2 separate regions of the Homo sapiens genome follow, and region 2 is linked to region 1. A link is a loop called in an ENCODE intact Hi-C map of the cell type or tissue named here. Cell type or tissue: HCT116. All regions are shown on one strand. Each heading gives the region's core, and the rest is flanking DNA. Links, peaks and the distances in the headings are about the cores only. Region 1 has its middle 21 kb from the start of AK3. Region 2 overlaps INCR1 (interferon stimulated noncoding RNA 1).

What was found. A loop is a pair of places that touch in the nucleus more often than their neighbours do. Peaks named below come from ENCODE experiments on the same cell type or tissue, not always from the same donor. Only the 100,000 strongest peaks of a DNase experiment are listed, where the experiment ranks them.
Region 2: a loop joins it to region 1, with 6 times the contacts of the local background. A loop is called at or near these places in 73 of 110 quality-filtered maps.

What each region holds. Positions count from the first base shown.
Region 1 is chr9:4,753,680-4,770,979 of GRCh38, forward strand. It overlaps the pseudogene ECM1P1. Among named protein-coding and RNA genes, the nearest start is that of AK3, 21 kb to the left of the region's middle. RefSeq lists an enhancer at 9,250-10,188. In HCT116, for the core only: a CTCF peak has its summit at 9,049 (motif pointing right); a DNase peak (open chromatin) is centred at 9,052.
Region 2 is chr9:5,581,812-5,592,657 of GRCh38, forward strand. All of the region lies in intron 1 of INCR1 (interferon stimulated noncoding RNA 1), which reads right to left. Among named protein-coding and RNA genes, the nearest start is that of RIC1, 42 kb to the right of the region's middle. RefSeq lists an enhancer at 8,092-8,281. In HCT116, for the core only: a CTCF peak has its summit at 8,400 (motif pointing left); a DNase peak (open chromatin) is centred at 8,390.

The sequences.
Region 1 (17,300 bases), core at 6,759-10,758:
TCTAGCAAAATTTTATATACCATTTACCAATTGATCCATCTATCTCAAAAATACAAAAAGACATATACATAAGATTATTCAGTGAGCACTACTTTTAATAGTAAGAGACTAGAAACATCCCCAAAGTTCATTCAGCACAGAATGATTGAATAAAACTGAGATTCATTAACATAGTAAAATACTGTGCACTTGTAGAACCCATAAGAAATATCTGTGGCATGACTGCCAGTGAAAAAAGTAGGGTGGCAAAAAATAAAGGTAATATCCTACCGTTTAACTAAAGGGAGAAGAGGATATGAATAGATCCTTATACTTACATTTTTTAAACCAGAAGAACAAGCCAGGCAAGGTGGCTCATGCCTGTAATTCCAGCATTTTGGGAGGCTGAGGTAGGTGGATCACCTGAGCTCACGAGTTGGAGACCAGCCTGGGTGGCATGGTGAAACCCCATCTCTACCAAAAATACAAAAATTAGCCGGGCATGGTGGTGTGCATCTGTAGTCCCAGCTACTCAAGAGGGTGAAGTGGGAGGATGGTTTGAGCCTGGGAGGCAGAGAAATAGAAAAATAAAATGAAAATGAACAACAAAAAACCCTGACTACCAGGCTGGGCGTGGTGGCTCACGCCTGTAATCCCAGCACTTTGGGAGGCCAAGGCAAGCGGATCACCTGAGAGTTTAAGACCAGCTTGACCAACATTGAGAAACCCTGTCTCTACTAAAAACACAAAAGTAGCTGGGCATGGTGGCACATGCCTGTAATTCCAGCTACTCAGGAGGCTGAGGCAGGAGAATAGCTTGAACCCAGGAGGTGGAGGTTGCAGTGAGCAGAGATCGCACCATTACACTCCAGCCTGGGCAACAAGAGCAAAACTCCATCTCAAAAAACAAAACAAACAAACAAAAAAACCTTGATTACCTCTAGGAGGAGAAGGGAATAGAGAGCTGAGGCACAGGGATGGAGGCCATGTGTCTCTGAAGATTTCACTTTGTTAATTGTGCAACAAGGTTTCCTTCCTTCCTTTCTTCCTTCCTTCCTCTCTCTCTTCTTCTTTCTCTGTTTCTCTTTCTTTCTTTCTCTCTCTCTCTTTCTCTCTTTTTCTCTTTCTTTCCCTTCCTCCCTCCCTTCCTTTCTTTTTCTTTTTTTCTTTTTTTTTTTTTTTGAGACAAGATCTCACTCTGTCACCTAGGCTGGAGTGCAGTAGTGCAATCTTGGCTCACTGCAACCTCCACTTCCTGGGCTCAAGTGATCCCCCCCACCTCAGCTTCCCGAGTAGCTGGGACTACAGGTACGCACCATCATGCCCGGCTAATTTTTGTATATTCTGTAGAGAAGGAGTCTCGCTATGTTGCTTAGGCTGGTCCCAAACTCCTAAGCTCAAGCAATCCACCCGCCTTGGCCTCCCAAAGTGCTGTGATTACAGGTATGAGCCACCTCGTCAGGCCCATTTTCTAAAACATTTAAAAAAGCAACTCCTGAAAGTCAAAGGCAAAATAAAACAAATGAAACTGGTTGTGTAATGACCAGTTCTATTTTTATAAATTGTGACTGCTCTCTGATTAGCTCATAGAAATCTAAGTACAGGTAGTGGCTTCCTTTGTAATGGAGGTAACCCATGTTCTGAAGTTTTTTCTCTTGGAATTTTCTACAAATCTCACATATCTATTTTTGGCATTCCTGACAGATGTCAGATACCGTAACCTTGGCCATAAAGCATACTTCCTTGGTTAGTTTCTCTTAGCCTGAGGCATTGCTTGTCCTCTGATACAAAACTTCCCCCACCATAGCACTGACTTCCCTCCAGAAATGAGACATCACGTTATCCTATTAATGCCCCATTAATTCACAGGCTGTGGCCCATACAGGGCATTTCTATCCCAGATCCCACGTATAATGTGTTAACAGAAAAAAAAAACAAGCTGTAAAATGTTTTAAAGAGGTTTAATCTGAACCAATATGTGTGACCATGGCCCCTGGAAACACAGCCGCAAAGCAGTCCTGAGGAAGTGAGCCCAAGGTAGTTGGTGACAGTTTGGTTTTAGACATTTCAAGGAGACAGGGATTACAGGTAAAGACAAACCAATACATGGAAGATATATATTGGTTTGGCCTGAAAAGGTGAGATATCTTGAAGCAGGAGCTTACAGGTCATAGGCGGACTCAGATATTCTTTAATTTGCAATTGGGCTGGGTACAGCGGCTCATGCCTATAATCCCAGTACTTTGGGAGGCCAAAGCAGGAGGATGGCTTGAGCTCAGGAGTTCAAGACCAGCCTGGGCAATCTAGTGAGACTCCATCTCTACAAAAAATTTAAAAATTAGATTAGTGTGGTGACATGTGCCTGTAGTCCCAGCTACTCAGGAGGCTGAAATGGGAGGATCACTTGAGCCTAGGAGGTCAAGGCTGCAGTGATCACACCACTGCACTCTAGCCTAGGTAATGAAGTGACCCCTGTCTCAAAAAAAAGAAAAAAAAAAGAAAAAGAAAAATTGGAATTGGTTAAAGGAGTAAAGGTTTGTCTAAAAATTTGAAGTCCACAGAAAGGAACATTTAAGTCAAGAAAGTCTGGGTCAGAGTGACCTGCAGGGGTTTGTGACTTAACCCTTGTCGGGCATAGCCTCAGGTCCTGTTTATAATTTGGTATCTTATTTTCACAAAGAGTCCCTCTTGTTAAGTTTCATGATCTCTATTTTAACATGAATGCTGCGCATTTGTTGTGTCTAAACTGTAAAAGCGAGGGAGTATAATGAGGCGCGCCTGACCTCCCATCCCATCATGGCCAGGGACTCAGTTTTTCAGATTTCTCTTGGCCAAGAAAGAGTCCAATCCGTCAGCTGGGAAGCTTAGGATTTTATTTTTGGTTTACAAAGGTAATCATTTACTCCCATGAGGGTAATCGTCCTCCTTGAAATTCAAGAGTTTCCTGGATCACAGGATCTGCAGTTACACACAGCTGAGTTTGACTTTCACAGGCTGAGAGACCTTGAGCAAAATCATTAACCTCTTTTAGCTTCACCAGCCTGCCTCTATGAAACAGGGGAAGGATAATACCTGCCCTATGGGGTTGTTGCAAGATTTAAATAAGATTATATATGTGTCAAAGGACAAAATTACAGCAAATTTAAAGAGCTCACCTGGTTTTAATTGTGATTCTAGAGTCGGACAACACTTCATTCTGTAAAACAGAATAAGTGTTCTAGGAGCTGAGAAAGGGCTGAATTACAGACAGGGAAAGGTGAAGAAAGCAGAGGCAAAGAACGGTGTGTATCAGGCATTGCAAAGCTGCTTTCCTGTGAGGAGGAGACAGAACAATAGAAAAATAACTGATGAGCTAACATCAGGTTACTGCAGGCTACTTCTTTTAGGTAGGAATTAAAGCAGAAGGCACTTCATTATCCTGCCAATTGAAGATTGGCCTATTTGGAAAATTGGCTATTATCTCTTTCTTCGGATTTCTAGGAAGGTCAGATAACAATTTAGTTTGGGTTTGGTGACATGGATGTGGAAATTCTTTTTAGTCTGGTCTGCTGGGGCCTAGTGCAGAAACTTAGTCTAAAACAGTGACCTCTTATAATTTTTATGTCGCATATGTAAAATGCTAGGTATATACTGGTTGCTCCCTCTCTTTTTTTGCTCTGCTTATCTTTTCTTCTCTCCTTCCTTCCCACCATCTTTTCAATGTAGTGACAAGTGTTATTAAAAAAAAAAACAAAGCAAAGGATAATGTAAATCTGCAGACAAAAAAAAAAAACAGTGTCTCTTTTCAGTCAATATTTGCAACTTCCACCTCATTAAATATTCTCTCACAGTAGAATAAGGTGGCAAAGAAATGAAGTGCAAATTAGCCTAAGGTAGCTGAGTCCTCATCCTGGTTTCATCACTAATTAGTTCTACAGACCCTGGCAAGCACTTGACCTTTCTGATCCACGCTTGTCTCAATAGCATAATGAAGATCATGCCTGTCTCAGAGGGACAGTGAGGCTCCTGTTGTTGGCATGCCTTATCATTATGTAAATGGAGGGCCTTGTATACAAATAATCTCTTCAGACAAATTGTGTAATATGACATTGAAATTATCCTTCTCTTTACCTCTATCCCCCATCTTTGGCTCCAGTTTTTAAAGACTGCTATTAAAAGACAAATACATTAGCACATTAAGATATTGTCACCTAGCAATAACTTTTTAAAAGTTAATTAATCATATTAGTCACAGCAGACAGCAGAGCCACTATGCTTTGGGCACAGGGAGGTTGGGATTTGGATGGGATGGGAAAGGAATCCAGAATAATCTGGCTCTTGGCTCATGATGCTCTCAAAGAAAACTCCTGTACAGAAAGTGGGGGAAGGAGCCTCCAGACAAACCCTGCCCTCTTTGCAGTTTTGCTTCAGGCTTGTAATTCACTTTTCCTGAGAATGGCATGGAATTTGTGGATAAGCAGGTGAAAAACCATTCTTATCAAGTGTGGAGGGAAAAGAAAAGGTTTTGTTTGTTTGTTTGTTTGTTTTAAGACAGTCTTGCTCTGTCACCCCGCTCAGTGCAAACATGGCTCACTGCAGCCTCAACCTCCTGGGCTCAAGTGATCCTCTCACCTCAGTCTCTCCAGTACCTGGGACCACAGGTGCCTGATACCACACCCAGCTAATTTCTAATTTAGTAGCGGTGGGGTCTTGACATGTTGCCCAGGCTGGTCTCAAACTCCTGAGCTCAAACAATCTGCCTGCCTTGGCCTCCCAAAGTGTTGCGATTACAGGCGCAAGTCACTGATAAAAGATAAATTTTTAATCTGAGAAATATGAACCCCTTTACATTATCAGGCCCAGAGAGGCATTGGGATGTAACTGCAGTCACATCTCACTCCTTCTCGAGCTGAATAATGATCTCTTGAAGTCTCTTGCTATGAAGACTCTAGACTAACTGATGCCAATTAGCCATGAAATGCCATACACCCTATAGTTCAACAAAGTCTAGCCAATCACTAATCAGTGTTATTTCTGTAAGCCAATGAGAAATCCTAATGATCAATTTTGTAATTGCCCCCTCTCCTGATTCGTCTTATATTCTTTAAACATTCGAGGCTCTCTTTTTGTTCTTGGGAGCACTCTCCAAGGCAACTTGAAAGTGTGTCCCAGGCTGCAGTTCTCAACCTTGACCCCAATAAACTCTCTATATTAATTTCGCCTCAGCTTCTTCCTTTTAGGTCCACAGAAGCGTCAATTGGCCAGAAAAAAAAAAAAGAAAAGAAAACAAAAGAAAAAGAAAAGTAATAAACTCTGTTAGAAGCTAGGCTGGGCGCGGTGGCTCACGCCTGTAATCCCAGCACTTTGGGAGGCCGAGGCAGGTGGATCACCTGAGGTCGGAGTTCGAGACCAGCCTGGCCAACATGGTAAAACCCCATCTCTACTAAAAAATACAAAAAATAGTTGGGCGTGGTGGTGGACAGCTGTAATCCCAGCTACTCGGGATGCTGAGGAAGGAGAATCACTTGAACCCAGGAGGTGGAGGTTGTAGTGAGCCGAGATCGTGCCATTGCACTCCAGCCTGGGCAACAAGAGCGAAACTCAAAAAAAAAAAAATCATCTGGCCTAAATATCTTGGCTGGAGTCTCCTGCAGGAAAGACCCACTGTGACTAATGGAGTCCCGAAGTGGGCATAGAAGGTCATGGTTGAGAATTCTAAGCTGCTGTGAAGATGCCAGGCCCAGTTTTATGACTTCCCTCTGGTTCTATGCCACCCTCCCCTCAAGGTCCCCTCCCTGAGATGCCTGAGGCTCGGACCCCACCAGGGATGAAGGCTGCCGCCAGCGTGTGTTGCAGTTCCTGCGCCGCACAGAAGGGGGCGCCATTCCTGCATTATTTCTCCCGACCTAACTCCGGTAACGCAGCTCCTAGTTGTAGGGCCTATCTTATATTCGTTTTACAGTGTTTATTTTTTTTCTTTTTTCTTTTCTTCTTTTCTTTTCTTTTTTTTTTTTTGAGACGGAGTCTCTGTCACGCAGGCTGTAGTGCAGTGGCGCGATGTCGGCTCACTGCCTTAGCCTCCCAAGTAGCTGGGATAACAGGTGCAGGCCACCACACCTGGCTAATTATTGTGTTTTTAGTAGGGACGGGGTTTCAACATGTTGGCCAGGCTGGTCTCGAACTCCTGACCTCAAGTGATCCACTCACCACCACCTCCCAAAGTGCTGGGATTACAGGCGTGAGCCATCGCTCCTGGCACATTTCACAGTTTCGAGAGCACTGTCTCATTTCACCCTTTAGACCAACCACGCAATGATTAAGGGCAGGCTCTATTATCCCTGTTCTACAGACAGAAAACAGAGACAGCCAGCTTAAGCGACAGTGTCAGACAATTCGGTAATTCGTTTGGTTCCTGACCAGTGCTTTTCCCACTCTGCTGTCCAGCATAAAACAGGGTTGTCAAGGACAACTGGGAAATGAACACAGACCCCAGAACTCCCTGACAAAAGGAGAGAAGACAGACTCCCTTATCCATGCCACACGATAGATGGCCTTGGGTACACTGCTTCTCTCGGGAGGTTTAGAAATCAAATTGAGTCTGCTCCTAGGTTCCAAACACAATTAAATTTAGCTTTGTTGGGTCATTCTGTGGTCAGGCTGTAAGTTCAGCTTGGTCAAGGGGAAGGAAGGGAATAAGCAGAAGCTGTGGGTTGGGCACCTGTCCTTTTGCCTACTCAGTGCCGCTCTTCTTGTGGACATAAAGACACCCATGTAACCCCTCATGGCTACAAGCTGGGAAAACTCTAAAATGATTGCTCTTTCAAAATTTTTTAACTGACAAATAAAAATTGTATATATTTATGGTGTCCCACATGATATTTGATATACGTCCACATTGTGGAATGGCAAAATCAATCTAATTAACATATACATTACCTCACATTTCTTTTTGTGTGTGGTGAGAACACTTAAAATCCACTCTCTTAGCAATTTTCTAGTATACAATACATTGTTACTAACTACAGTCTCCATGGATCTCTTGAACTTCTTCCTCCTGTGACATGAGCCACCATGCCTGGCCTCCTCTTTCCCTTTGTGTCTCTTGTTTTTTCTTTTTTTGAGACACGGTCTCACCCTGTTGCCCAGGCTGGAGTGCAGTGGTGCAATCTCAGCTCACTGCAACCTCCACCTCCTGGGTTCAAGCGATTCTCCTGCCTCAGCCTCCCAAGTAGCTGGGATTAGGGGTGAGCCACCGTGCCCAGGCTCCCTTTTGTGTCCCTTTTACTCTTCCTTGACCCACTGCCCCCAACCCTGTCCCTCCCTCTGTATACTCTTAGAAAATGACATCTGATCACCCAAGCCGGATGTCCTGCACCCTCAGCATTGCTGCCAAGAGAGATCTTCCAAAAATGCAGATCTTCTCAAGTCATTCTCCTGCTTAAAATTTCTGCATTCCCTGGATCTTTGGGGAGAAAGATAGCTTGGTATTCCAGGCACTTCGTTTTCCCTTTTTTTTTTTTTTTTTTTTTTTGAGACAGAGTCTTGCTCTGTCTCCCAGGCTGGAGTGCAGTGGTGCTATCTTGGCTCACTGCAACCTCTGCCTCCCGGATTCAAGTGATTCTCCTGCCTCAGCCTCCCGAGTAGCTGGGATTACAGGCGCCCACCACCACACCTGGCTAATTTTTGTATTTTTAGTAGAGACAGAGTTTTGCCGTGTTGGCCAGGCTGGTCTTGAAACTCCTGACCTCAAGGTAATCCTCCTGCCTTGGCCTCCCAAAGTGCTGGGATTACAGATGTGAGCCACTGTCCCTGGCCCCAGGCCCTTCATTTTCTGACACTGCCACATTCTCCTTCCTTCCAGCCTCCCACACTGCTCTCAGGGCCCATGGAGTTTCATGCCCTCTTAACTTCCATATTTTATGCCCTATGTATGATTCCCCTGCTCCCCTTCTTCATCTCACCAACTTTTATTCATCTAGAGTCTTACCTTCTGGGAAGCCTTCTCTATTCTTTTCCTTAGTCTGATTAGGCATCCCTTCTCTGTGTCCCTAGCAGACCTGTTCATACTTTGTGGCATTTGCCAGATTACATTGCAGTAACAATTCCAGACTGCAAATTCCAGTCTGCTTCTCCATCTTTAGTTCCTCTCAACATGTTATTTGTGAACTCTTTGTTTCAGAATCACCTGAGGAGTTTAAACACAAGCTCCTGGGACATACCCCAGACCCACCAACTCCGAGTCTTTGCAGGGCAGAGCCTAGGAGTCTGCATTTTAAAACTTTCTCAGCCAGGGGCGATGGCTCATGCCTGCAATCCCAGCACTTTGGGAGGCCTATACGGGCAGATTGCTTGAGTCCGGGGGTTCAACACCAGTATGTGTAACATGACGAAACCCTGTCTCTACGAAACAAAAACAAAACAAAAATTAGCCAGGCATAGTGGCTCCCGCCTGTGGTCCCAACTACCTGGGAGGCTGAGGCAGGAGGATTACCTGAGCCCACGAGGTCAAGGCTGCAGTGAACCGAGATTGCACCACTGCACTCCAGCCTGAGCAACTGAGCAAGGTCAAGTTTGAGAGCCACCACACTAGACAGGAAGTGGTCATATTTTCTTAGACCTTTAGCATCTACCATAAGCACACAGAGAATGGACTCTGAATGAAAGAGTCTAGAGCTTGAAAGGGAACTGAAATTTAAAAATAAAAAAGTGTGAAATGATGGCTGGGCACGGTGGCTCACGCTTGTAATTTCAGCACTTTGGGAGGCTGAAGCGGGCAGACCACGAGGTCAGGAGACCGAGACCACCCTGGCTAACACGGTGAAACCCCGTCTCTACTATAAATACAAAAAATTAGCTGGGCGTGGTGGCACACGCCTGTAGTCCCAGATACTCAGGAACCTGAGGCAGGAGACTCGCTTGAACCCGGGAGGCGGTGGTTGCAGGGAGCCGAGATCATGCCACTGCACTCCAGCCTTGGCGACAGAGCGAGACTCCATCACACACACACACACACAAAAAGGTGAAATGAGCAGCATAACGTTGGAATGACAGGTGACTATTTCCTGCCAAGATTCCAGTTGCCATCAGGTGGCGCTGTGTCAACAACAAATGCTTTTACCTGAAGCGAGGAGGAAGTTTGGTTGATTTACTCGAATTCAAGCCTCAAATACTACATAACTGAATTTATTTTTTCTTACTCCGTTTGTTTGCAATTGTCCCACTTGTATGAATACATTGATTTTTTTTTCTCACCTGGCCCAGAACAAAGCTGAGTAAATTGATTTCTTAAGGCATGAAGCCTTAGACAAGAAAAGCCGTGGAAGGAGGCTGGTGGCAGCAGACAGCTGGGCAGGTCATGAAGGTCAGGGGAAGGAAATTAGCAATTACCCTTATTTCCATCTTCAGTGAGGAAAACCTGCTCCCCACCAGCACTGCCTGTTGTGAAATTACCCAAGCATTCAAATGAATATGTCATTTCGCGAGGGTGGAGCCATCCTGTAATTTCTGTCATCCAGTTCCCTTTACGGGTTGTTAAATGTCTACGTGAGTAACCCTTGAATGTCGTTGCTCTCACAAACCAAAGTCTGGAAGCCCGAGTCTTTCTTCTGGGTTGAGTACTTTATTCTTCTGAGGTGTGGGAACTGAGGCACAGCAAAGGCCTGAGGCCCCACGGGCAACTCTTTCTCCCCCTCCTCCCTCCCCTCCGCGCAGGGCATCCCCGTGCACAGAACTGATAGAGCTGGCCTGGCTACTGGCAGACTATCAGGCCAGGCCAGAGCTGGAGGCTGAGCTGGTTTCCTCCGGGCAGGACAGAGCTTTCAGGCAGCGACCTCCTAGGAGGAAGGCGGGGGGAGGGTTTGCAGCCTTCCCTACTCTGGGCAGACAGAGGAATGTGGTGGACAGGAAAAAGGGGGAGGAGGCAGGACCTCTACTCTCAGCATAGACCCAGTCTCACTGAAGAGGCACTCTTTAAAGGCATCACAGAGTTTAAGAATAGTGCATGGTAGAAATAACTCTTAATTTCTGAATGACCAAGTATAAATGAAATGGAAGTGCTTAAAAGTAATAAGAGAAAAGCTATATAGTTCCTCTTTTCCTTCCTTGAAAAATCAGGTGCAAAAGTCATCAGGTGCAGGGTCGAGCAAGATAGGCAGCTATGAGTGGGGTGGAGGTGAGCTGTGGTGGCCGGAACCTGACCAGGATCAGAAAGCATACATTCAGGGGCAAGTCCAGGCCAGAGTGTCAGAACCCAATTGTGGTGAGGGGTGTCCCGGCAGAGAGGCAGTCTGCCACAGGGTGTTGGAGTCCCAGTGGGGAGAGAAAGGTATCTCCAAGGACATGTATGTAAATGTACAATATTAAGGATAATGGGAGCAAAGTTTCTCGCTGTTGGAGAAGACAGTTAACAAATCATTCCTGTAATCCCACCACATTAAGAGGCTGAGGCAGAAGGATTGTTTGAGGCCAGGAGTTTGAGACCAGCCTGGTCAACATAGCGAGATCCCGTCTCCACAGAAATTAAGAAAACATTAGCCAGGTGTGGTGGCATGCACCTGTATGCCATCTCAAGGAAAGAGGCTGAGGTGTGAGAATCACTTGAGCCCAGGAGATTGAGGCTGTACTACAGCCTGGGCAACTGAGCAAGACCCCATCTCAAAAAAATAAATTATGGACAGAAAACTAGAATGAAAACTGTGTTAGGTTGGAATGAGAAGTATTGGTATGAAGTCATGGTTTTCAATAAACAAACTAATAAGATCCATATTTTATTACGTATGTAGAGAAATATAAGGGTAAATGCATGTATGATTTTGTGTATGTGTGTACACACATCCTTATATTCCCTACTTCTGTGCCCTGAGAGGGCCTGAGATCAATGATGCCCAATACTGGTTTCTATTTATTTTATTTTTAAAAAATAGAGATGGAGTCAGGCTGGGCATGGTGGCTCATGCCTGTAATCCCAGCACTTTGGGAGGCCAAGGTGGGCAGATCACGAGGTCAGGAGTTCGAGACCAGCCTGGCCAACATGGTGAAACCCCGTCTCTACTAAAAATACAAAAAATTAGCTGGGAGTGCTGGCACGTGCTTGTAATCCCAGCTAATCGGGAGGCTGAAGCAGGAGAATAACTTGATCCCAGGAGGTGGAAGTTGCAGTGAGTGGAGATCATGCCATTGCACTCCAGCCTGGGTGACAGAGCAAGAACCTGTCTCAAAAAACAGAGATGGAGACTTGTTATGTTGGCCAAGTTGGTCTTGAACTCCTGGCCTCAAGCAGTCCTCCCATCTCAGCCTCCCAAAGTGGTGGGATTACAGACATAAGCCACTGTGCCTGGTCCCAAGTCTGGTTTCTCTTTCTGTTTTTTTTTTTTTTTTTTTTTTTTTTTGAGACGGAGTCTCACTTTGTCGCCAGGCTGGAGTACAGTGGCACAATGTCGGCACACTGCAAGCTCCGCCTCCTGGGTTCAAGCGATTCTCCTGCCTTAGCCTCCTGAGTAGCTGGGACTACAGAAGCGCACCACCATGCCCAGCTAATTTTTGTAATTTTAGTAGAGACGGGGTTTTACCATGTTGGCCAGATGGTCTCGATCTCTTCACCTCGTGATCCGCCCTCCTCGGCCTTCCAAAGTGCTGGGATTACAGGCATGAGCCACTGTGCCCAGCCATGGTTTCTGTTTTTTGTGTGTGTGGTTTTTTTTTGTTTTTGAGACAGAGTCTCACTCTGTCACCCAGGCTGGAGTGCAATGGTGTGATCTTGGCTCACTGCAAACTCCACCTCCCGGGTTCAAGCGATTCTCCTGCCTTAGCCTCCCGAGTAGCTGGGATTACAAGTGCCCACCACCACTCCTGGCTAATTTTTGTATTTTTTAGTAGAGACGGAGTTTCACCATGTTGGCCAGGCTGGTCTCAAACTCCTGACCTCAGGTGTTCCACCCGCCTCGGCTTCCCAAAGTGCTGGGATTACAGGCATGAGCCACCATCCCTGGCCCCAATCCTGCTTTCTAAATATCATTCTTCACTTAACAGGAACCAAGACCCCTTAAGAGAAATGGTTGATTCTAGGAGTTAATAAATGAAAAGTAAAAGATGAGTCTGGGATAGCTTCTGGTGTCAGAAAGTAAGAAAGTACTCAAAGAAGGACACTGAAACCAGCCTGAAATTTCCTGCTGGCCAAATCTGAGACAATCTGAACATCAAACTTAATAATGATAGTAATATAACCCATTGATAGTAATATGCCCATTGAATAATTTATAATTCATGAGTCCCTATTGATATAAAGTGATATAAGGATTAATTTTGAAGAGGAATGGAAAATTTACATATTATCAAAGTTCTTCCTTACAAAACATCTTTTTGTTACAAAGGAAAAGCGAGTAACTTCACAGCCAAGAAGCACAGTAGATGCCACCTTAATGAAATGATCAAAGTTAACATCATTAGTAATAGGACATATTGAAGTGTGGATCCAATGAGAAGAACACATGACCTCTTTTGTATTTCTGTCAAAGATACATAACCTGCATTTAATCATTAGAAAACATGAGACAGACCCAAGCTGAGAGATATTATATAAAACAATTAGTCTGTAACTGCAAAAGAGTCAAGAGTCACAAGAGTCAAGAAAAAAACTGAGGAATCTTTCTCATTTGAAGGAGACTAAAAGAGCTATGACAAATAAATGTAACGCATGATTCTGAATTGCACTCATTTGCTATAAAGACACTACTGGGACAGTTTGTGAAACCTGAATGAGTTTGAGAATTATACTGTAACAATGCATCAGTGTTAACTTCCTGATTTCGGTAGGAAGAGTGTCCTTGTTTATAAGAAAATGCTAAAGTATTTAGGGGCCACGGACACCATGTTGGTAACTTATTCTCAAAGAGATGAGGAGAAAAAAGTCTTTTGTTCTATGGTTTCAAATTTTCTATAAATCGGATATTGTTTGGAATAAAAATACACTGTTAAGAAAATAAAGAGAAAGAAAGAGTAGGCCATTGGTTGGATGAGAATTGAAGAAGCATGGAGAGGTGAGACTTGAGTTTGTCAGAAAGAAGCAGAAGCATTTCTGGTGTGTGGGGAGCACCCTGGGAAGAAGCCCCAAAAGAGGAAGAAGAATGGTGGGAATTGGAAGGAAAGTTACCCCTGCTCACCTGGCACAAATGGCTTGTGTTAGAAAGAGAGTAACCATGTAATTTATCTTGCAAACGGATGCACTTTTGATAATGAGAGAGAGCACTATTAATAATTACATTTGGTCTTTGGTGTGACCTCTTAAGAAAAAACAAAAATATATAAAGAGAAAAATAAAAGAAATAAAACTACTTTTAAAAATTACATTCTGACATGAGCACAGCATGACTATTTGGAGAACTGCCCTTAGCAAACTGGGATGTGTGACTCCAGCTAGAATTCAACAAGAGATCAGGTCATTTAGGGGAAATGGAACCAAATTGTAGAAGTTTGAAAATGGTCTTGCCTTCTGATCAGTAGTGAATAAATACATAAATAAAATAAAATAAAATAAAAATGGTCAAACCCCATGAGCTTTTGTATGTTCTCCTCTTTACTTGACCTCACAGTGGCTTTTGGTACAATCATTTTCAATGTACTCTTTTCTTGTCTTCAGTGACCCCATATTATCCTAGTTTTCCTCTCCTTACCCCAGCATTTCTCAGCTTGCTCCACCTATCTATATCTGTCTTCCCCTATTCAATCTCAGATGGTTTAGTTCTCCAGGGATCCATTCTGGACCCTCTTCTCTTTTGTCTCTATAATCTTTACCTGTTGGTTTAAAAAAATTATTTATTTTTATATTATGTTTACTGGTTTGATTTTTTTTTAAATAGAGAACTAGCTCTAATGGTTTGTTTAATTAATTAACTAATTAATTTATAGAGAACAGGTTTCACAATCTTGCTCAGGCTTGTCTTGACTCTTGAGCTCAAGCAATCCCCCTGTCTTGGCCTCCCAAAGTGCTGGGATTATAGGTGTGAGCCACCACACTTGGCCCTACTACCCTTTGATTTAATGTTCTGTGCTGATTCCCAAATATGTGTCTCCAGCCTCTCTCTCATCTGACCTCCTAGCTCCAACATTTTACTGCCTACTTGACAGTGACATGTGGAGGATTCACAGGTTTCTCAAAGTTAACATATCAAAACTAGAGCTAGTGAGTTATTGGGGTGGTTGGGGTAGGGCATTGCCCACTATCTAATCCCTCTGCAGTTCTGCAGTGGGTCTAATGTATTTCACTGTTAGACTCTTTCCTCTTGGGCCCTAATATACTCGCATCTCAGAGGGTGTTGAGGTAGTTAGTCTGCATCCTCAGGTATGATGGTTAATTTTATGTGTCACATTGACTGGGCAACAGGGTGCCCAGATATTTGGTCAAATATTATCCTGAATGTTTTGGAGAGGGTGTTTTTGGATGAGGTTAACATTTACATTGGGTATACTGAATAAAACAGATTGCTCATTCTAACATGGGTGGGTCTCATCCAGTCAGTTGAAGGCATGAATAGAACCAAAGGCTGACCTTCTCCCAAGTAAGGGGATTCCTTTTTCTGACTACCTTCAAACTAGAACAGTAGCTTTTTCCTGCCTTTGACTCAAACTGAAGCATTAGTTCTTCCTGGCAAGTGAGCCTGCCAGCCTTTGCACAGGCACTACACCATCAGCTCTCCTGGTTCTCAGGCCTTAGGACTCAGACTGGAATTAAACCATTTGCTCTTCTGGATCTCCAGTGTATTGACTCAGCCTCCAGATACTGGGACTTGCCAGCCTCCATAACCGCATGAGCCAATTTCTTATGATGCATCATATATACATATACACACACATACACACATACATATACTACATAAATAATAATAAATATATGTATTATAATCACACACACACACACACACACACACATCCTGTTGGTTCTTTTTCTGGAGGACCCTGACCAATACACTCAGGTCTCTGGTCATGGCAGGGAGCACGGTCTTGTTGGATTCTTGTTGGGGACACACAGGTCACTGATGAAGGCTGATTCTCTTTCTCAGTACAGGAGACCTGCTCTGGAAGATGCTGGTCAGGCAGTGGATAGTCAAGTCCCAGATCATCCCAGGAATCATTTTACACTTGACAATAACTCTTTGATATCCACAGAATTGGCCCATGAGGTTGGGTGACTCAGAGGAGGTCAAGAAGTAAGCTGTCCTAGTGATGATTGAGGTAAGGAGTCTAAAGGCCAAAGTGTTCATCTTGGGTGGAGTTGGAAGTGTGGTTGGTTGTCCTCATGGTGAAGGGTCAGCCCATAGCTACCTCTGGATGGTGTCAGTGGCTAGGGTGGAAAGCACAAAGTAGGAGTGCCTCAGGTGGCAGATGTTCCTGTCTTTGTCCAATGTCCCCTGCCCCAACCCAAGAGAAAGGGCTGCTCTGGGCCTGAGGGAGCCGTCTCTGTAAGCAGGGGAGCCGAGCTATCTCTCCTAGCTGCAGACACCTCTGATGTTCTCTGGCTGGCCTGAGCACTTGGCCTCAGAGAATGAGTTTTGCCTGATCTGGGCAGCCTGAGTAATAATGGCAGCAATGCAGGGAGTAATCTCTCTGTCCAGAAAGTTGAGGGCCTCGCCATGGTGCCTGAGGTGAGAGTAGCGAGCCTGGGACAGGTTCTAGGGGCCACAAAATACGTCACAGTCAGGGAGGCAGATCTGCTTCAGCTTGTCCAGGGAGGGCCACCTAGGGGGGTGGGAGGAAAGCCATCCAGCCAGAAGCCCTATTCCCATGGGCAGGCCCTGGCCAACAACACTAGACAGGACAGGGTGCCAGGACTCAGCCTCAAGATGACTGTGGACCAGGGAGGGGCTGACTTCGCCTCTCTCTGCTCCTAGCAGGGAGAGCACCTCCTCCAGATGTGAGTCAGACCTACCACTTCCTGTTCGACAGAGTATTGGATGGAGAGGTGTATGGCAATGCTTCCTTCTGGATGAAATTACTTCCAAGGGACTTCTTAGAATTCTACCCTTAGAACCATGGAAAATGAGGGCTCTCCTCTTTCTATTCCACAGGCAGTCATAAGAGAGGGTGGCCCCGCTAAACTAGGGAGTCTTCAGGAGAAATCCCCTTCTCTCTGTCCCTCCTGCCCAATAATCTGGGGAGGTATTTTGGTCACACATCTTTCTGCTCTGGAGGGTTGGAACCTCCTGTAACGCAGCAGAAGACAAATTCAATAAGCCAAGGTCAAAGCTGCTCTAAACGGGGTCCCCAGCTGGGATGAGGATCAACCACTGGCTGCTCAGAGGGTTGGGTTCTGTCTGGGAGAGCTGGGTTTAAGGGGAGGGACCGCAGGAACATGCTTCTTGTGGCTGCTACTATTGTTGTGATGGCAGAGCTGGTTCTGCTCCTTATATGGTTCGTTACATCCAAAAATGGAGCCCTTGATTTTATTTTATTTTTTATTTTTTTGAGATGGAGTCTCACTCTGTCGCCCAGGCTGGAGTGCAGTGGCACAATCTTGGCTCACTGCAACAGCTGCCTCCAACCTCTGCCTCCAGCTGAGGCAGGAGAATCACTGAGGTCCGGATTCAAGTAATTCTCCTGCCTCAGCCTCCCAAGTAGCTGGGTCTACAGGCGTGCACCACCACACCTGGCTAATTTTTGTATTTTTAGTAGAGACAGAGTTTCACCATGTTGGCCAGGCTGGTCTCGAACTCCTAACCTCAGGTGATCCACCCACCTTGGCCTCCCAAAGTGCTGGGATTACAGGCATAAGCCACTGCACCCTGTGCAGCCCTTGATTATAATTCCAAAATCCCCTCTTCTATTATATTTCTCATCTCAGTAACTAGCACCACCATCTACCCAATTGTTCAAACCAGAAAGCTGGACATGATCTTTGATTCAGCTTTTTTGCTTACTACCTTCTTGCGTCAGATTCATGAGCCAGTCCTATCACCTCTACTTCTTAACTACATCTCTAACATGACCATGTCCCTTCCTCTCCATTGCCATCACCATGATCCAGGCCATTGTCATCTGCTGCTCAGACACAGACAATGGCAGCGTTCTTTTTATTGTTCTCCCCATGTCCTCTTTCAACTCCCTCCAATCTTCACCTCACACAGCAGCCAGAGTAGACAGACTGTCTCTGTGATTCTTGGGCACAGCGCTCTGTTGATGTCCTTCAGAACACTTGTCACAAGTTAAATATTTATTTTGTTGTTTTGTTGTTGTTGTTCAATTTTTTTTATCTGTCTTCCCCACTAGATTGTAGCACCACAAGGCAGGGAATCTTGTCTGTTAAGGTCACCATTGCATCCTTCCTGCCCAGCACAGTGCCTGGCACAGAGTAG
Region 2 (10,846 bases), core at 6,635-10,634, 830 kb after region 1:
ACCTAAATGCCCATCAGTGATAGACTGGATAAAGAAAATGTAGTGTATATATACCATGGAATACTATGCAGCCATAAAAAGGAACAAGATCATGTCCTTTGCAGAGACATGGATGGAGTTGAAAGCCATTCTCCTCAGCAAACTAACACAGGAACAGAAAACCAAACACTGCATGTTCTCACTTACAAGTGGGAACTGAATGATGGAACACATGAGCACATGGGGGGAACAAAACACACTGGGGCCTGTCAGAAGCGGGGGTAGGAGGAGGGAGACCATCAGGAAAAATAGCCAATGGACGCTGGGCATTAGGTAATGGGATGATCTGTGCAGCAAACCACTATGGCACACGTTTACCTATGTAACAAACCTGCACATCCTGCACATGTACCCCTGAACTTAAAATAAAAGTTAAAAAAAATTTAGAATGGGAAAAAAGGACAGAAGGAAGTATGCTAAAATATGAATAAGATTTTGTTAAAGTGTTGGGGTTGTATGTAATTTCCTTCTTTTCTCTGTTTTACAAGATGTTTTGTAACGTAGTATAGTAACTTTCATAAAATGTTATTTTAAGTAGTTTTCCTCTGTGACATGGAAATGAGATCTCTGTAGAGCTTACTGAAGAAACATCATGGTGTTCAGAAACAGCAATGGTACTCCTGGCAATATGTGTTATTAGGAATATGAATATCTGTCAATTGTTTACAAAATTTTGGGGGATCCCTCTAAGGAGTTTTTTTCTTAAAGTTGAGAAAAAAAACCCTAAAAGCTCATTTTCTTTCCTTTCTTCCTCTCCTTTGTTTTCTCAACTATAAAATTAGAATGGCAATAACAGTGGCTATCTTTGTCAATGTCATGAGATTATGGGTAATTTTTTTCTTTATATTCTTCTTGTATTTGAAAAGCTTAAAAAATAAACATTTTAAATTCAAAAAAAATCTTTAAGCAATTCTTTAAAAATATTTTGAAATTTTAGAATTTCAGCATCTGCTTATTATAAATCAAAAGGTCACATAAATGGCAGATATAATGTTTCTGGGGCAGAATTTTTAGATGCACAACTTGTGTTTTTTCCCTATGTCAAGTACAAACTTTCACCTGTGTTTTTATGAGAATCTAAAGAGAAACTACAAGAAAAGTGTACTAAGTTAAAGTTTGAAAAGGCACTGGGTTTGCCAGCATCCTGCCTGCCTAATCAAACATCATGCAGCTCCAGCACAGAATGCATGACTGAGCTGCGTCAGAACATGTGAGGTTCATGTGATTGGAGGAGCTGCCAGCATCTTTCCACTAGTGCTCTGGGGAGTTGTCTTCAAGAACTAACGTCCTGAAGGCAGAAAACTCAAGGGTGGGGAATGAAAGGGGTCTTTCCAAAATATAAAAACTTTTCTGAGTGTTCTCAAAATGAAGACAAAGAAAGAACAGCTTCTGTGTGTGAGTATGTTATAGTGGAATGTGACATTTGAAAGCTGTTAGGGAAAATGCCAGTCTGGCAGGCTACAGCTGTATCCCCTGAGAAGCACAATGGAAAGTTTAAGTCCAGGTTGACCAGAGCCTCTACTTTCTTACACTCATCAATGAGACAGGGTGATTCACTGGACTACCCTGACACAGTCCCCTCCCTTTCAAGGCTGTGTGGCATAAAGGCAGCTCATCTAGTCCCCAGGGTGTTTCAGACTCTGTCTTAGGACTCTGAAACCCCCAGTCAGCACTGTGTACTTGTGAGAAATACAAAGTATGTATTAGATATGCTCTACCTTGAGTTTGAGGAATGTATAGTGAGCTGGAGAAATACACCACAAAAACCAAAGCTACATGCAATCAAGTGACTGATAAGTGGGACCAGACCATAAGACCCAAAGGAATTCAGGGTGGGTGGGAGCTCCCCATGGACAGGAGTAGCCCAAGAGAGCAGGGAGGGAAAGAAAAATGCAATTTGGGAGGCCGAGGCTGGCAGATCACTTGAGGTCAGGAGTTAGAGACCAGCCTGGCCAACATGGTGAAACCCCGTCTCTACTAAAAATACAAAAATTAGCCGGGCGTGGTGATGAGTGCCCACCAGTTACTTGGGAGGCTGACGCAGGGGAATTGCTTGAGCCTGGGAGGAGGAACTTCCAGTGAGCTGAGATCACGCCACTGCACTCCAGCCTGGGCGACAGAGCAAGACTCCATCTCAAAAAAAAATTTTTTTAAGTTTACAAAGCATTTTCAAATGTCTTGTTATACTAGTTGAGCCTCACTACCACCTGGTAAAGGGAGTAGAACAAATATTCACATTTTATGGATGAGGAAACTTGGGCTTATAGAAGTTAAGTAACTTGCCTAATTTATCCCATTTCTTTTTCAGTAAAGTTACCAGTTTGGGCTGGGCATGGTGGCTTACACTTGTAATCCTAGCACTTTGGGAGGCTGAGGCAGGCAGATGGCTTGAGCTCAGGAGTTCAAGACCAGCCTGGGCAACATGGCAAAACCCTATCTCTACAAAAAATACAAAAATTACCCAGGTGTGATGGTGCACGCCTGCAGTCCCAGCTACTGGGGAGGCTGAGGTGGGAGGATCGACTGAGCCCAGGAGGTTGAGGCTGCAGTAAGTTGTGAATACACCACCACACTCTAGCCTAGGAAACAGAATGAGACCCTGTCTCAAAAAGAAAAAAAAAAAGTTACCAGTTTGGTAGCTTAGGGAGTTACAAGTTTGGTAGCTCATGGAGTTGCCATAGACATAGAATATATTGATTTTTAATCACAGCACACAACAAGATGTACATTTATATCCTTGTGAGTAAGTGAATATGGTTGAGAGAAGAGGTTAGGTTGACAAAGCAACTACTAAAAAATTGTCTTTTTCCCTCTGTCTTATGGGTAACTTGGATGAAAACATAGAAGATGAGCTTATAATATATGATGATTAATAAAGTAGGGAGAGAGAGTCAGTTGGATAGAAGAGTTTCTATTTCAAAATCCCAGGTTGCCACAGTGGCTCACACCTGTAATCTCAGCATTTTAGGAGGCCGAGGCGGGCAGATCACTTGAGGTCAGGAGTTCAATACCAGCCTGGGCAACATAGCAAAACTCCATCTCTACAAAAAATACAAAGATTAGCCAGGTGTGGTAGTGTGTGCCTGTGATCCCTGCTAATTGGGAGGCTGAGGTGGGAGGATCGCTTGAGCCCGGGAGGTTGAGGCTGCAGTGAGCCAAGATTGTACCACTGCACTCCAGCCTGTACAACAGCATGACGCCCTGCCTCAAAAAATAAAAATAAAAAATAAAAAAATTAAGTCCCAGGTTGAATCACGAGGTCAAAACCAAAGAGGTAGAATGAAAGGTCCTGCTTTTGATCCACACACCTAAGATGGAAGAGCAGTTTATTAGCAGTTAATATGAAAAAGTTCTGGGGATTTAATAGAAAAGAATTTAAACAGTATCATACTCATAAACTACAAATGTGCCCTAAGTACAAATGCAGGTTGAATTGAAATCCAATTGCTTAAAAACTAAGGAGGTTGGGCATGGTGGTTCATGCCTATAATCCCAGCCCATTAAGAGGCCAAGGCAGGTGGATCACTTGAGCCCAGGAGTTTGAGACCAGCCTGGGCAACATGGCGAAACTGCGTCTCTATAAAAAATACAAAAATTAGCTGGGCGTGATGGCGCACACTTGTAGTCCCGATACTAGGGAGGCTTAGGTAGGAGGATCACCTGAGCCCAAGGAGATCAAAGCTGCAATGGGCCATGACCTCACCACTGCACTCCAGCCTAGGCAACAAAGTGAGACCCTGTCTCAAAACAAAACAAAAACACTAAGGAGAACTTCAGCAGTGTTGACAGGACACTGTTCAGAACTGGGAACAAATAGTCCTATGGAACCTACTATGTCTAGGCCAGCCTACCTCTAGAATATTTTGTTCTATTCTGGGCCCGACTTGTTAATTGGGACATGAATAAATGAGAGTAGATCTAGAGGGAAGCACCCAAGATGGCAATCGGGCTTGAAGCCACCCCTAGACTAGGAATATTGGAAGAAGCTGGGCGCATTTCTCCTGGAGAAGAATTATCAAGGGAAGACATGAGAGCCAAGATCAATGGGTGCAAGTTACATTGAAGAAGAATTTGGCCCAGAAATGGAAAGAATTCACTAACAACTAGAGCTGTTCATCAAAGGTTAACCTCCTGGTTCCTGGATATATCTACATAGCCTGGAGCTACCATTTTTCAGGATACTCTGGAAAGTATTCTTCCCTTAGGTGATGAATTACAAATCTTCTTACTCTAAGATCCCATAATTCTTCAAACTAGACACTTAACTCCTATGAGCCTCAGTTTCCTGAGAAGACTAAAATGAAATGGCTTGTAAATCCCCTTCCAGCTCTAACTTTCTATGAAGTACTTGGTCCTAAAGGGTACCCTCGTTTATGTTTCACAGAGATACCAGAAACAGGAGTCTTTTATCTTCAACTTGACTCTCAAGATGTTATCCTCAAGTGAACTTTTTTCTACCAGCTGAAATATGTCCTTAAAATCTTTGAGTCAATGAATCATGAAATGAGCCAGGTTTTCAAATCTCATTTGTAGGGTTCCTTAAGAACTATGTCCACTTGCCACATTCTTTTCTGAATATTATTCTTTTTTTCTTCAACCCTGTTTTTTAACCCAAACATCCTGTTTTCAAACATCCTGTTTTCAACCCTCTTTGTATCTAAGGATGGAACAAGGCTGATGACACAGACAAGAAACTTGTAAAACATAGCAAGTATCTGCCTTTTATTTGGTGAATAATGTCAGGACTAGAGAAGGGCTGATGTGAAATTCTGGGCTGGGCTTTAAGGCTTTAAGGCATAGTTTTGCCTCAAAGAATTGCCTCCACACAGGACAAGTCACTGTAAGCAAAGTATGTGGCTGCATCTGGACATGACAGGAGGTGAGCTGGGAAGTCCCTGCCCTTTCCCTGCACATGCACTTACCCCATTTCTCCATCTTTCTACCTCAACACTTCACCTTCAGAGATAATTTCTTTCAGGCCTCAAAGCATTTTTAGACTTTAAGTTCTTTTGTTGCTGTTTATTAGCTCAACCAGGGCCATGTACCAGAACCTGGGGGAAAGGGCCATTTCTATGGAAATGGAGATAGGGTCCAGGCCTATCCTGAGAAAGTGCAATCATGAGGAGACCATCCTGTTCTTTCTCATGTATTTTATCATTCATTTGGTACTAAGCACTGTACTAGGCACCAAGATAGATAGTAAAACATCAGCCTTGTCTTCAAAGGGTTTGCAGATCACAGAAGCCCTCTCTCTCTCTCATCTTTTACATAGATGATATCCTATATAACAAGAAGAGATGTCACAGGATGACTAAAACAGGCAAAGCAGCTGGAATATGTGTGTGGCTGGGGCAGCCCATGACAGGGCCTTAACCCTAGTAATGACGCTGACAGCTTTAGTCACTGAGGGGAGTGGCCAGAACCTGCTGGTTTGGTCAATGGGGGACAACAATCAAGTAAGGGAAAAGTGATCTTATAAGGACTGGAGGGAAGTCAACAGAAAATCTCAGCCAAGTGCCATACATTTTTTTCTATAGAGTTCTATATTTTCTGGAACTCATATACAGAATTAAGTAAGAGTCACCCTGGGCTATATTGGTAAGGGCAAAGAGCTGGAATTTCTTACAACTTTATTTTGAAGCCTCAAGCAGCGGAAGGCAGATGGAAGAAGTAACATGTGGTGGTGGTTCTCAGAATTTTTACCACCCCCAAAACATGGAAGATAATTCCTCACTCTCCGGTCAGTAACAACCACTGACTTCTGCAAAGATTCACAGCCATTTGGGGTACATATCAGAATATCATGGAGAAGCAGGAAGTGGGGAGCAATTTCATAAAGCTTCCTACTTGAGTCTAATATAACCCTTTCCTACCTGCCCTGAGATCTATAGGTAGCTTGCCTGAGTTGAATCCAGCTCTGCCATTAACCAGCTGCATGACTACAGACAAGTCGTTCTCTTTGAACCTTAGTTTCCTCATACATAAAATAACGAACCTTACCTGGCAGTGTTATTGAGAGGAACTACAGAACCTATCACAGTTAGTATATAGCAATATAGCCAGATCTTTTTTTTTTTGTTTTTGAGACAGAGTCTCACTGTGTTGCCCAGGCTGGAGTGTAGTGGCACGCTCTTGGCTCACTGCAACCTCTACCTTGCAGGCTCAAGCGATTTTCTTGCCTCAGCCTCCCAAGTAGCTGGGATAAAGACACCCACCACCAAGCCCAGCTAATTTTTGTATTTTTAGTAGATATGGGGTTTCACAGTGTTGGCCAGGCTGGTCTCAAACTCTTGACCTCAAGTGATCCGCCTGTCTCGTCCTCCCAAAGTGCTCGGATTATAGGCATGAGCCACTGCGCCTAGCCCATAAAGCTAGATCTTAATGAGCAATTAGCTACTAGTACAATAATTTGTTTTAAAAGCTATATTATAGGATAACAGAGTCTACTCAGTCAGCCTTTATGCAAAAGTGAAAATCTTGGGATTCTCAGAAATATGCTCTCAACAGTAAATGCCCTATGTAACAAGGTGCACCAGCTTAGGCTGGGGCCATTGGGCCCATAAAATCTTCATTGTTAAAGTTAAGAAGTTGGGTACAAGGACAGAGAAAAGCTACTATTCCCAAGTTGCCAAATTAAAAAAATTACCTATCTGGAAGGTAAATTTTTTTTACCCCTTAACAGATCTTTAAGTGTATAATAGAAGGGAGATTCAAAATTTACATTTGAAACTGATTGTTTGAGGGGAAAAAATCTAAATAAAAATTTTAACAATCATATAAATATAAAGCCAAGATCTTAATCTGGAATGGGAAGGTTAAGACCATTCATTAATTCAACAAATATTTACTGAGCAGCCCTGAGACTGTTTTCCTTGGGGTCTGGGAAGGGGAGCCATGGTCAATGGACTCTTGTTATCTGTAGGAATATTGATCCCTACCACAAGGTAGAGGGACAGGGAATAAAGGGGAGATAGTCCTCCTATGAGATAAAGGTAGGGGATGTTCTACAGGGCCCAGTTTTATATTTTTCTTTTCTGCCTTGTTATTTCTTCTCATGATTTTCTTTCAGTAAAATCTCTTTCCCACATCTCTTTCAGTAAAATTTTGTTAAATGATAGTCTTGTTCTCTGTTTTGGGGAATTACAAGATGGACTCTTAATGGGGCTCTATTAGTAGATGGTAAGAATTCCTGGGAATTTCCAGAAATTCTTTGGGAAAAGTCAGAGACTAATCTTCTCACAGTTACATAAGGGGATGAAGCTGAAAGTTATTTGGGCATTAATTAGAAGTGTGGCCCACTGAAGGCTGGTGAAATCTGGACACCTCTGCTATACATGGTCCTTGTGGATGGTTTGAATGATATTCCCAAATTGGCTGGGCACATTCCCATGATATCAGGCCGATGGGCATTAAAAATGCAAATTAGTTCACATGCTGGGGTACAATGCCCTGAACCAGCTGACTTTAATGGACTGCAGATTGCCAATCCAAGGCTATGTTCTTTCATTCCTTTCCTTGCCTTACTTACTTATCATTCATCCTTCCCCTAAGTTCTCTTGGGCCTATTGCCCAAATAAAAGTGAAGAAGAAATTAACACATATGAAAGCGTGCTATGCTAAGTACCATGTGGGGTGTGTTTTGCATGAATTATTTTACTTAACCCCTTACAACACCTTGGCAAGATAGGCAGGATTATCCCCATTTTATTGATGAGAAATGAAAGCTGAGAGTCCTATCTCCCAAGTAACACAGCCAGGTATTATAACAGTCCTGGGGTCCACATACAGGCTTACATAACTCCAAAGTTCTTTACATCATACCACCAAGAAAAATGTATTTTAAGATTCACCTAATTAAAACATAATTAAGAAGAACAATGTATTGGGAGAGATGCTTACTGTTTCTAAGCAAACATACGTGATTGCCTATCAATGAACAATGACCTCAAGCTGTAACTCAAACCGGAGCTGCAGGGGGCTCAGATTCAAACACTTCCTCTCCACTTACAAAACTGCCACAAAGGAAAATGAAATGGTAAAAGGCAGTTTCTGCCAAATCTTGGCAAAACCAGCTAAACTTTCTTGGTCAGTGGGAGTAGAAGGGGTGATATCTCTCTGTCCTGAGGAATCAAAAAGTTGCCTACCAGGTTAATACATAATACAAATCTGACATTTCAAACACAAGTTGTTTTACATATCTGGGCTCAACAGTTTAAGTTTACAAAATATCCCCACCCATCCAAAATCATGTGTCCATATAAAGGCACATCTGTGGTCTACAGTTGGATAATTCACAGCCCTCTTATCTAGCACTGGTCATTAGAAATTAGGGCGGCTGTGTTACACAACCATGCAGATGGTGCCCCCTAGTGTTGCACAATGACAAAGCCCTGAAAGCAACCACCTGAAAGCACAATCTAGACGGGTGCTTCTCAAACGGACTGTGGTAAAAAATTGTTGTTACTTTGTTTTTTTCAACCTCCAATCCTTCACAGACCAATACTTTTAAAAGCTATAATAAAAATAATTTAGCAGAAAAATTAAATAAGTAAAGGTATTACAAATAGAAGACTTAATCTTTTTAACCATTAGATTCAATAGACTTAAAATTATTCTGTGAAATTGCTCTAAAGTTTCTACACTCAGTTCCTTTGCAGACCAGGAACAACAGTTTGTGGATGGGCACGAATGCACAGATCACGCTTTGACAAACACTATACTGCTTCACTTTTTTTCTTTCTTTTTTTTTTTTTTGAGACAAAGTCTCACTCTGTCGCCCAGGCTGGAGTGCAGTGGCGCGATCTTGGCTCATTGCAACCTCCGCCTCCCGGGTTCAAGCCATTCTCCTGCCTCAGCCTCCCAAGTAGCTGGAATTACAGGTTTGTGCCACCACTCCCAGCTAAATTTGTATATTTAGTAGAGACGGGGTTTCACCATGTTAGTCAGGCTGATCTCAAACTCCTGACTTCAGGTGATCCGCCCGCCTCGGCCTCCCAAAGTGCTGGGATTACAAGCATGAGCCACCACACCTGGCCCATTGCTTCACTTTCAGTTACAAAGACTTACCATGGGTTCCTTCTAAGGTACATTGAACCACTTGACCCTCAATGTGGTGTCCACCTATCAATTAACTACAAATTCTTTCTTTCCTCTTTTTTTTTTTTTTTTTTTAACTCAAGCAACCCACAGGCCGGTTTAAAGTGGTCTTTAATTACTGAAGACTTTCCCTTATTTAAAGAAATAGGGGAAACTTGGAGGTCTAGATTAGATTTCTTTCCAACGGTTGCTATGTAACTTTGTGACATTTGAAAGATTAAAGTTGCTTCTGACGGCACTACAGTAGAACCTCAATATTTGCATGTTTCTTCCTTAAATTTCCCCTTTCCCTGACACTGTACATACACTTTCTAAAATTTGTTTTTTAATTTTTACTTTTCACTTTTCAATTTTTAAGGAAATAGAGATGGGGTTTCACCATGTTGCCCAGGCTGGTCTCAAACTCCTGGGCTCAAGCGATCCACTCGCCCCAGCCTCCCAAAGTGCCTGGCCCCTGTAGGTACACTGTTAACAGAATCAGATACCAGTAGGAAAATGGTAAAAAGAGAATATGTAAGCAGAGATACCAATTTGTGGTAAGCATTCAAATTGGTTCTTATGTAGTCCTATTGTGGAATTTGATTTAAAAGCCAAAACAGACATCACTATATGTCCCCTTTATATCTTTCCTTCATCATCCTTGTTTTGTGGTAATATGCTTCTCTATCATCCATTGATAATAGAATTACAACATTATGGATTTTCTATGCTGATTTATCAGAAATAGATTGGGGTAATGGTGTTATTTCTCTTCTGTTTTCCCTCCCACAAAGTTTCCCTCTGTGCACCTCAAACTTACTCTTTAACCTAATCTTCTTTTGAGGGAAATTACTCAATGGTTTTTAGGGAATCAACTGAGCTCTGACCTCAGGGATCCACCAAAATCAGCCAGCCCTTCACTCAGTCAAGTTCAATAATTATTTTCCACAGGTGCTAAAACCCCAGTTGAACCTGGATATTTTCCCCCTTAATATCCCCTTTAGAGAAAAAGAATCAGAGAATCCCACATGTAGAGGAGTGAGCAGATAACAGAAACCCTGAAGCCTTCCAGATTTAACTGTTCCTGCTGTTCCAATGAGCCACCTGAGGCCACAGCGGGAGAAGATTTAACACAGGAAAGACAGTGGCTTTTACGGGCTTTGGAGAAGGGCCAGGGTCTCAAGGGAGATCAGAAAGTGTGTAGAAAGCCCTGTCGTTACTAGGAAAATGCAGGTATCAGTGCCTGACAGACAGTAGGTGCTCAATATATACATTATATAACCGAATGGTACAGTGAATTGGCAAAAGAAAAAAAGCAGAAAAGATGAAAGTGAAGCTAGGACAGGTAGAGATGGGATTACCTTTCTTTCCTCCTAGCATCTTTTTTAAGGGTTATTTCTTTTTATTTTCCAGCTGCCCCAGGGTGATTTTCAGTCACTATCTCCAGGCTGAAGCCTTCTTGATCATTCCTTTTTCCAACCTTAGTGATAGCTAGCCTAGGAATGCTACAACTCCCAGGTGGAGATTCAGGTTAAGCGAGACTGGGTCGTAAGAAAAAAAGATGGAGAGAAAAGGAAAGGGAAGCAGAGGAGTCTGCATTCTGCATTCTCTTCCTTCCGTTTTAATTTTGCCAGTTGTTATGGGCAAGTTAAATTCTTCTCATGTCTCTGTTTTTCATAACTGGGAATTATAGTTAATATAACTGAGGCACAACTGATAGTAGATCTGTGAA